Regions from separate parts of the Homo sapiens genome. Here region 2 is linked to region 1. A link is an interaction called in ENCODE POLR2A ChIA-PET data of the cell type or tissue named here. Cell type or tissue: HepG2. All regions are shown on one strand. Each heading gives the region's core, and the rest is flanking DNA. Links, peaks and the distances in the headings are about the cores only.

Region 1 (4,396 bases), core at 308-4,307:
GAGGAAGCACAAGCACTGCATGAGGTCCCACAGGGAAGAAGCAGTGGAGTCGGGATGAGAACTGAGCTTCTCTGATTTCTCCTCACTTGCTACCATGCCACACTGCTCTTGCTCTCCGGGACAGAATGAATGAGACCACCATCTACTCTTTCACTCTTCCTATAAAATGTTTCATGCTATTGACAATTCAGCTTTATATCAAATTACACTTACACAGTAGAGCATGCACCAGCCAACCATGGCGAGTCTTGCAGAGAATGGGGAAATGTAATTCTTCCTTAACAGAGACTGAGCAAATAAAGAACACTTTTAGAAAAATCTAAGAACAAGTCAATGGGGTAGGTTTCTGTGTGCCACCTGATCTGGCTGATGAAAATTCAGTGACCACAGAGGCACGCAGAGGCAAAGGAAGCAGGAGAATACTGTACTGCAGGTGTCTGCAGGAACATTACAGGCATACTGCAGGTGTACTACAGGATGAGACTTGGGTGAGGAAAGTGAGCTGCAATTTTTAAGGGGTACTCCCTCTCAGGTGCCGGCTCTGCCTTCACACACCCCCAAGAGTAAGGGCCTCCTTAACTTTTGCGCTCTAGACCCTTCCCTTCCTTCACCCGAGGCCCAGCCTGGCGATATTGTGTCCTCACCCAGGAGATGATGGTCTGTCAGATCCTGAGGTGCAATAATGAAGGCTGTGTCTCCAGAATGACAGCAGAAGCAAACTAGAAATAAAATGAAGTTGGATCCAAACGGCCTTGCTTGCACAGTCCCAACTATATAATTTGTAGGGGTCTATGCAAAATAAAACTGCATGTTCTCTTTTGAAAATTATTAAGAACTTCAAGAAGGCAACAGCAGGGCATTAAATCAAGTGTGGCCTGTCTCAGTGCAAGGCCACACACACGTGCAACCTGCCCAGGACCCTAAGGACCCTGCTGTCCTCCACGGGTGGTGTGGCGGTCATGATGACCTTCCTTCTTTAGCCTGATTTAGGCCTATGGGCATGCACCAGGTTGCCTAGGAGACCACCTCTAGGAGGTCCATGAGATGTCACATCAGTGGCTACTAAAAAAGCACTGGAATGGGATTCAGAAGACACAAGCTCTGGGTTTGGGCCTGTCTCGGATGCTAACTAAATTGTAAGACGGGGGGCTAATCACAGAGTGCCTTCACACCCTAGTTTCCTTGGTGGGATTGGCTTGTAGCTTTGAACCTCCAGGTCATGGACTCTCAGGGGCTCATGATTATTATATGTGGTTGGAGAATTCTCTACATTTGGAATAAATACAGCTTCCTAAAATTATTTCTCTCTTCTTCGCGTATATGACCATTTTAAAACGTAATATATTGTGATTAATTAATAAATTTGTAATTAATTACAAATTTATTTTAAAAACATTGTTGAATTTACAACAGCTCTTTATCAACTATGTCATTTTTTTCAATCAGTGGATTAAAAGAAAGCAGTAAGAAGTAGTTTCTGAAGACCTCTGTACTTCTGTACCCATTTCGCCATGGACTGGTAACAAATGGCTCTCAAACAGGCAGCTGTCTGTGCACCACGCTTAATCACAGTATCCATCCAGGGTCCTAATGCCATTACAAGCTGACAATTCACACGGAACTTTACCTGCCTTGATATCATTTATGTATTGAGTTGCTCTTTTCTGAGCATGTTACATGTTCTGGGCACTGTTCTCAGCATCATAATAGACAAAAATCTCTTCCAACCCCAGTCCAGTAACTTGTATTATTTACCATCTGTTCTTACTTGTGTGGCTAAAGCAGAAGTTAATGTGGTGGTGGTGGGGGTGCGTTGTTGTTTCTCTCTCTTTCTTATTTATTATGGTATAAGAAGTAATGAGGCCGGGTGTGATGGCTCACGCCTATAATCCCAGCACTTTGGGAGGCCGAGGTGGGTAGATCACGAGGTCAGGAGTTCAAGATCAGCCTGGCCAAGATGGTGAAACCCTATCTCTACTAAAAATAAAAAAATTAGCCGGGCGTGATGGTGGGGGCCTGTAATCCCAGCTACTCGGGAGGCTGAGGCAGAGAATTGCTTGAACCTGGGAGGCGGAGGTTGCAGTGAGCCAAGATTACACCACCGCACACCAGCCTGCCAACAGGGCAAGACTCCATCTCAAAAAAAAAAAAGAAGTAATGAAGTAATGTACCTACCATTCATCTGATGAATACATCTGTATTAGTTTTCTGTGGCTGCTATAACAAATTACTACAAGTTTGGTGGCTTAAAACAAGGCAAACTTATTCTCATACAGTTCTGGAGGCCAGAGGTGTGAAAAGAATTTTTGGGGCTGCAATCGAGGGCTGTGCTCCCTCTGGAGCTAGGAGAGAATCTGTTCCAGGCCTCCTCCAGCTTCTGTGGGCTTCCTGCATGCCTGGCCTTGTGGCTGCACCACCCCAGGATCTTCAAATCCTTCTCTGCTCCACTTCCCCCGGACTTCTCCTCTGTGACTGTCTGTGAAATCTCCTTCTGCCTCTCCCTTAAAAAGAGACGGGTGCTGGTATTTAGGGTCCACAAAGATTATCCAAGATTCTTCTTCATCTCAAGATTCTTAATGTAATCACATCTGCATAAACCTTTTTGCCAAGGTAAGGTCACAGTTATTGGCTCTAGGGATTAGGATCTGATATCTTTGGAGGCCATTATTCTGCCTACCACAAAATCCTTAAAAACAAACTCATTCTTGCTACCTTCCTTTAGTGTTAATTTGAGCTTCGTCTGCTTGGATTATGCTTAGTGAGGAGACTGATGATTCATGCTCACATGCAAACAAAAGTGTGCACTGCAAACAGAAGAAACTAACCTTTCTGTTTGCCTTCAAGAGATTCTTCAATTGATGTGAAATACACACCCTGAATTTCTTAAACCTGTACCACATCCCCTAGGGAAGATCCTGGAAGCCACTTCACGGAACTCAGAGTGAAATACTGACTAACCACAAATTAAGCTTGGCCTGTGATCGTTTTCTCTGGAAATAGAGAAAAGAAAGTGATAAAAACATTCTCCAAGAGTGGTTTGCTTTAGAACAGAGTAAACACCAAGTTACCACCCAGCTCAGTTTGTCTTTGCTCTTTGGGCTTGGCCTTGGCCTAAATTACTTCACATGCCTTGAACATCTGTACCCCTGCCTTCTGTAGCAGGGCCTTTACCTGAGCCCAGTGTCTGTTCATCAATGCCCAACCACTATAATGTCAATCACAGCCCACATTTATTTGAGTTAACTATAAGCCAGGCACTGTGCTCAACATACTACAGAACTCCATAAATGATTCTGAATGAATGCAAATAATCTTATTCATTTCCTAGCTCAAGGATCAGCAACTGTAAAGTACCAACAGTAAATACTTTACGATTTGTAGCCCATATAGTCTCTGTCCTGTCTGGACCACTCAACTCTGTCATTGTAGTACGAACTTTCCCATATTTTATATTTCAATGAATGGATGTGGCTGTATTCCAATAATACTTTATTTACAAAATGATGCCTATTTACCTCTGTTCTGGGCCTGCAGGACGGATTCTGACTTATTAGTCTCCCACCATAAGAATCTGAATGATTTCTATTGATTTAAGGACAACTTCAGATTTGCTTTCCATTATTACCGCTTCAAACCAGGTTTCCTGACACATAGATTATTTTTTTTCAGACACTCACCTTAATTCCAACACACCTTAATTATTTAGAGCCTCCCATTTTTCCTGCAATTCCTAAGTTGTTCTGCTTTTTCCCTTGTGTGAAATAATAAGGAAACACTTCACTCTGGGTTTATTCTGCTAAGTTTAACTTGCCGGCAAATAACTTAATGCTGCAAAGTTATCAAGTCTCTCTTGCAGTATGAAGCTCCTATGGCTGAATTTGAGCAGTAATGTCCATGAGCTGACTTGGTAACTTGTAAATCAGAAATGCTGGGTTTGATGAAGGGCGAGGTAGCACCATTTTTTACAGTGAATTAAATTCCGCACACATTTAGTATGGACCATGCCCTGTACTGGATGCCAGGACTGGTTTCTGTTCTCAAGGAGTTTACAGTCTGGTTGGGGATAACAGAAGCTAACAAACAATTATAATACAGAGCAATAACTGCTAAGGTGGGGGAGATATAGTGTGCTCTGGGGCACAAAGCCTTCCCCAACTCCCCAAAACAAGTGATGACTCCTCTGAGACCTTAAGGATGAGAAGGAGATAGCCAAACAGTGAGAAAAAGCCCAGGAGAATATTTCAGGCAAAGGGAATAGAATTTGCAAAGACTTGGAGGTGAGTTACAGGGTGATCTATTACAGAAATGAAAATTCATTATGGCTAGAAAGAAGAAAGTAAGGGAAGTGGGTAGTGATCTATGAGGCGGGATCTTACAGGATGTATTAGGAGACTGG
Region 2 (4,396 bases), core at 324-4,323, 53 kb after region 1:
GAGGATCAAATGACAGAAAATATTTGATCAAGGTTTGAAAAGTGCCATAAATGTGCTGTCTTTCTTATGTTGTGATGTTTAATACTTGTGATTTTGTGGTAAAGGCTCAGTAGAGCCTGTTCTACTGGCTCATTGGCCTGAAGGGTCATGACTGCCCTCACGACAGGTTCCTGGGGTCAACAAGGTGAACCCTGAGAGAACCCCATGAGCAAATGCAGGTCTTGTGAGGTCTGCACGTGCAAGGCCAGGTGAAGGAGCCCTTCCTTCAACATGGGCTGCTGGGAGCTGAGGCAAAGACGCTGCAGCCTCGGCCAGCTAGATGGTGCAGGCAGAGGTGGCTGTAGAAACACTAACTTTCCAGATGGTTCTCCAGTTTACTGTGTGTCCATGATCAGAGTCCCAGTGTCCACACCTACCGATAGCATCTGCGGCTGAGGAAATGTAAACAAACTCTGATATACTGCTGGTGCTTCAGAAACAAGTGAAGATATCAAGTAAGGAGTAGGGAGGGGTAATTGTTTATGGTAGTGGGTTTCTGTGTGGGATGATGAGAAAGTTCTGGAAATGAATATGGAGATGTTTGTACAACATTAATAATGTACTTAATGCCACTGAATTTTACTTAAAAATTTTAAAAGGAGGCCAGGTGCAGTGGCTCCTGACTGTAATCCCAGAACTTTGGGAGGCTGAGACAGGCGGATGGCTTGAGCCCAGGAGTTCAAGACCAGCCCGGGCAACATGGTGAGACCCCATTCTCTTCAAAAAAAAAAAAAAAAAAAATTAGCCAGTCATGGTGGTGTGTGCCTGTGGTCCCAGCTACTCAGGAGGCTAAGGTGGGAGGCACTTGAGCCTGGGAGGCAGAGGCTGCAGTGAGCCATGATTGTGCCACTGCACTCCAGCCTGGGTGAGAGAGTGGGACCCCCCCCTCATAACATAAACATGGGAAAAATGATGAATTTTGTGTTATGTATACTCTGCTACAATTCTTAAAAATGGGCAAACATCAGTGAAGCCACTTGTACAGCAATGAAAACAAGGAATGAAATGCGCCTCACCTGAGAGCCAGCGTGTAGCATCCTGGTTGCCGCTGGCTTTCTCTAAGGATGTAGGCACCCTCCACGCCTCCAAGAAGCTCATCCGCCTGCTCCCGAGAGATGATCCCATGAAACCTGAAGGTACAAGACCATCAATGCTCTGAACAGACCACATACAGAATAAGGACCACAAAGAACTAGCCTTAAAAGGATGGTGGGGGCACCCAGAATCGACAGCCCCACAACTGAGTGAAGAAGGGGGGTGACTACTGCCCATCTTAAGTGACTTGGAACCACCCCTCACATGCTCCAAACACAAGTATTCAAGCAGGCAAACAAAAGGAAGGATGCCCAGTCCACCTGGCTTTCTGCTATTGTCTTTGCTTTCAAGTTGAAAATGAAAGTTGAAACAAAAAGCCAGGTTACTCAACCACCGCCCCCCCCCCCCCTTTTTTTTAACCATGGGAAATAACAGAAGAGCAATTACCAATTTAGCTCTCAGCTCAGAGAACTATGTGTTATCCTAATTGCAAGTGGACATTTATTGATTAGCAACCTGCTTGCTTCAGGTGCAGGGTGGTGTTAATTTTAGAGGCTCATTTTCTGGAAAGAGGTAGCTATCATCAACATTCTTCCAGTTATTTACACTTGGAGAGCAATAGCTTATGGGTATTTTAGAAAATGTACCTATTTTTCTTTTTTAAAGATAAATTTATCTTCTCTACCATTTTAAAACCCATACACATGCATGTGGAAAATGTGGCATATCCGGGAGGGTTGTGTGCTGGCCCATGATCACTCTGATGTGGAGGCAGTTGTCTGAGGCCCAGAGAGTGGACAGTGACTCCACAGAGGAATAGGGAGAGGTAGGAGTTGGGTCAGGAACCAGCCCACGTTCCCTGTTGCCTTTAAGTAAATACAGCTGCTCCTCCCACAGGACTGGAGATTTGATCAACCAGTATTTCATGGAAAGTGGGGCAAGCTGGGTTGGGGAAATGAGGCAGTCCCAAGGGACTTCAAGCTTCTGGGAAAGGAGTAACACCCCTTTCTAGGATTATCCAACCTTGGAGAACTTTGGATAATAAATCAGAGAATAAATTTTCTGGACAGAGAAAAACACCTTTACTTTCTTGAAGAGGAGGAAAGGGAAGTAAGCTAGACAAATTTTCTTTTGTTTTGTATTTTCCTCAGGAATGCAAAGATTAAGTTAGAGTACAAATGCAGAAGGATAACATTTTTAAAAGTGCCTATCACAATATTTATTTCCTAATTCCCTCTATCCTTAAAAAGTAGACCTTCCAAGCTGAAGCTTCTGTCCAAGGAAAGTGAGGTCAGAAGCAGCCTGTGGCTTTGTGTTTCAAAATCGCTTCTTAAAGGTGTACGGCAGTGATGGCCTGGAAGAAAAAGGCTTTCTGGCTTCCCAAATTTTGATTTTAAATCTCAACAGCTGATGTCTGGAGGTCTTGGAGCAATGCTCTTCTGAGTGAGGATGAATGTTCTGTGAATCCCCGGTTCTGGTGGGAGGGACTGAGGCAGAGCCCAGTCTCAGGGGGTCTAACTGGCCCTGCATAGCAGGTGTGGATTGGAACCGGGAGGCCAGTTTATTGGGGCCTGGAGCAGAGGTGTTGGAGCTTTGATAGTGAGGTCACTGGACCTAGGAACTTTGCGGAGGAGCCTCCTGTGCAGCCTGAGCCAGGTTGGAGAGGATGGGACAGATGGCCTGGGCAAAGAGCCCTGGGGGCAGCCTTGCGGATGGGTTGGCGGGTGGGTTGGCAGTGAGTGTGGGGGTGGGTGTGGGGGGAGGGACATGCAGCAGGAGAGTGGGAGGGGCAGACAGCATTGCCAATATTCCAACACATAAGTAGAAAAGACAAAAGCTGGGATGTCGAAGACACAGCCCGTGGGCCAGAGTAACAATAGCAGGACAGGGCACGCAGAGGGACCTGCCCCAGGTCACTCCAGGAGAAGGGACAGGAAAAGGGGTAGTCTCTAAACAAGGCAGTTAACCCAAAAGCAGCTAGATTTTTTTTTTTTTTTTTTTTTTTTTTGGAGAGAGTCTCACTCTGTAGCCTAAGCTGGAGTGCAATGGCGCGATCTCAGCTCGCTCACTGCAACCTCCGCCTCCCAGGCTCAAGCAATGCTCCTGCCTCAGCCTCTCGAGTAGCTGGGACTACAGGCACACCCCACCATGCCCGGCAAATTTTTTGTATTTCAGTAGAGATGCGGGGAGTGGGGGCGGGTCTCACCATGTTGCCCGGAGTGGTCTCGAACTCCTGAACTCAGGCGATCAACCCGCCTCGGTCTCCCAAAGTGCTGGGATTACAGGTGTGAGCCACTGTGCCCAGTCAAAAGCAGCTAAGTCTTATGTTTCTTTTTTAATTCTTGATTTTGAGTATGCATACTTTTTCTATTTTTATTTTTAATTGATATATAATTATTGTACATATTTATGGAGAACATGTGATATTTTGATACATAAGTACAATGTATAATGATCAAATCAGGGTAATCAGGATGCCTGTCACCTCAAGCATTTATTGTTTATGTTAGGAACATTCGAAAGCCTCTCTTAGCTATTTTGGAATATATAATAAATTGTTTTAACTATAGTCACCTAGAACTTAAGTTTTAATTCACTTGAATTGGCAAGTTTAAGTGATTGACAGCGTCAAACAGTGTCAATAACTAAATTAAATTCAATCATTCAAAAGAAGAAAATGACAATTTTGTGCACCTGAAGACCAGTCTGTGGCTTGTCATCCCCTTTATGCATCATTTTTAAAAGTCCAAATATCTCCAACCTATAATATCTAATATATTTGTATGACTGCAACTTGGTAAGAAAAAAGCAAGCATGCACAAAGACCAGAAAGAGATGAAGAGAAAAGGTTAGCAATGATTCTCTTTCATGGTAGAACTATGGGTATTTTCCCTCTTCTATTTTCCTTTATTTTCTAATTTTCCAAGTTAATTGGTATTAATTTATTAATTTTTTTTTGTACAAGGTCTCACTCTGTTGCCCAGGCTGGAGTGCAATGGTTCAGTTGACCTTCTGGGCTCAAGTGATCCTCCCACCTCCCACCTGTGGTCCTGAGTAGCTGGGACCATAGGCATGTGCCACCATGCCTAGGTAATATTTGTATTTCTTGTAGAGATGAGGTCTTCCCATGTTGCTCAGGCTGGTCTTAATCTCCTGAGCACAAGTGATCTGCCTTCCCTGGCCTCCCAAAGTGCTGGGACTACAGGCGTGAGCCACTGTGCCCAGCCATAATTTATTTTTAGAAACAGAAGTAATACCTGTGCACAGCAGAAAATTCCAATTTCAAAAGTTGAAGGTATAAAAGAACTAAAAATGCAAAATT

What was found. ChIA-PET counts read pairs that join two places held together with the same protein. Peaks named below come from ENCODE experiments on the same cell type or tissue, not always from the same donor. Only the 100,000 strongest peaks of a DNase experiment are listed, where the experiment ranks them.
Region 2: POLR2A ChIA-PET joins it to region 1 with 8 read pairs; 3 of 35 experiments call an interaction of 5 or more read pairs at or near these places.

The regions. Positions count from the first base shown.
Region 1 is chr7:29,448,534-29,452,929 of GRCh38, reverse strand. The region is part of intron 6 of CHN2 (chimerin 2); the gene reads right to left. Among named protein-coding and RNA genes, the nearest start is that of PRR15-DT, 110 kb to the left of the region's middle. In HepG2, for the core only: no CTCF peak of the experiment used is centred there; DNase peaks (open chromatin) are centred at 2,799 and 3,099.
Region 2 is chr7:29,395,146-29,399,541 of GRCh38, reverse strand. CHN2 (chimerin 2) reads right to left here. Exons shown (of 13, transcript NM_004067.4): 5 at 1,056-1,169. Among named protein-coding and RNA genes, the nearest start is that of PRR15-DT, 170 kb to the left of the region's middle. In HepG2, for the core only: no CTCF peak of the experiment used is centred there; no DNase peak of the experiment used is centred there.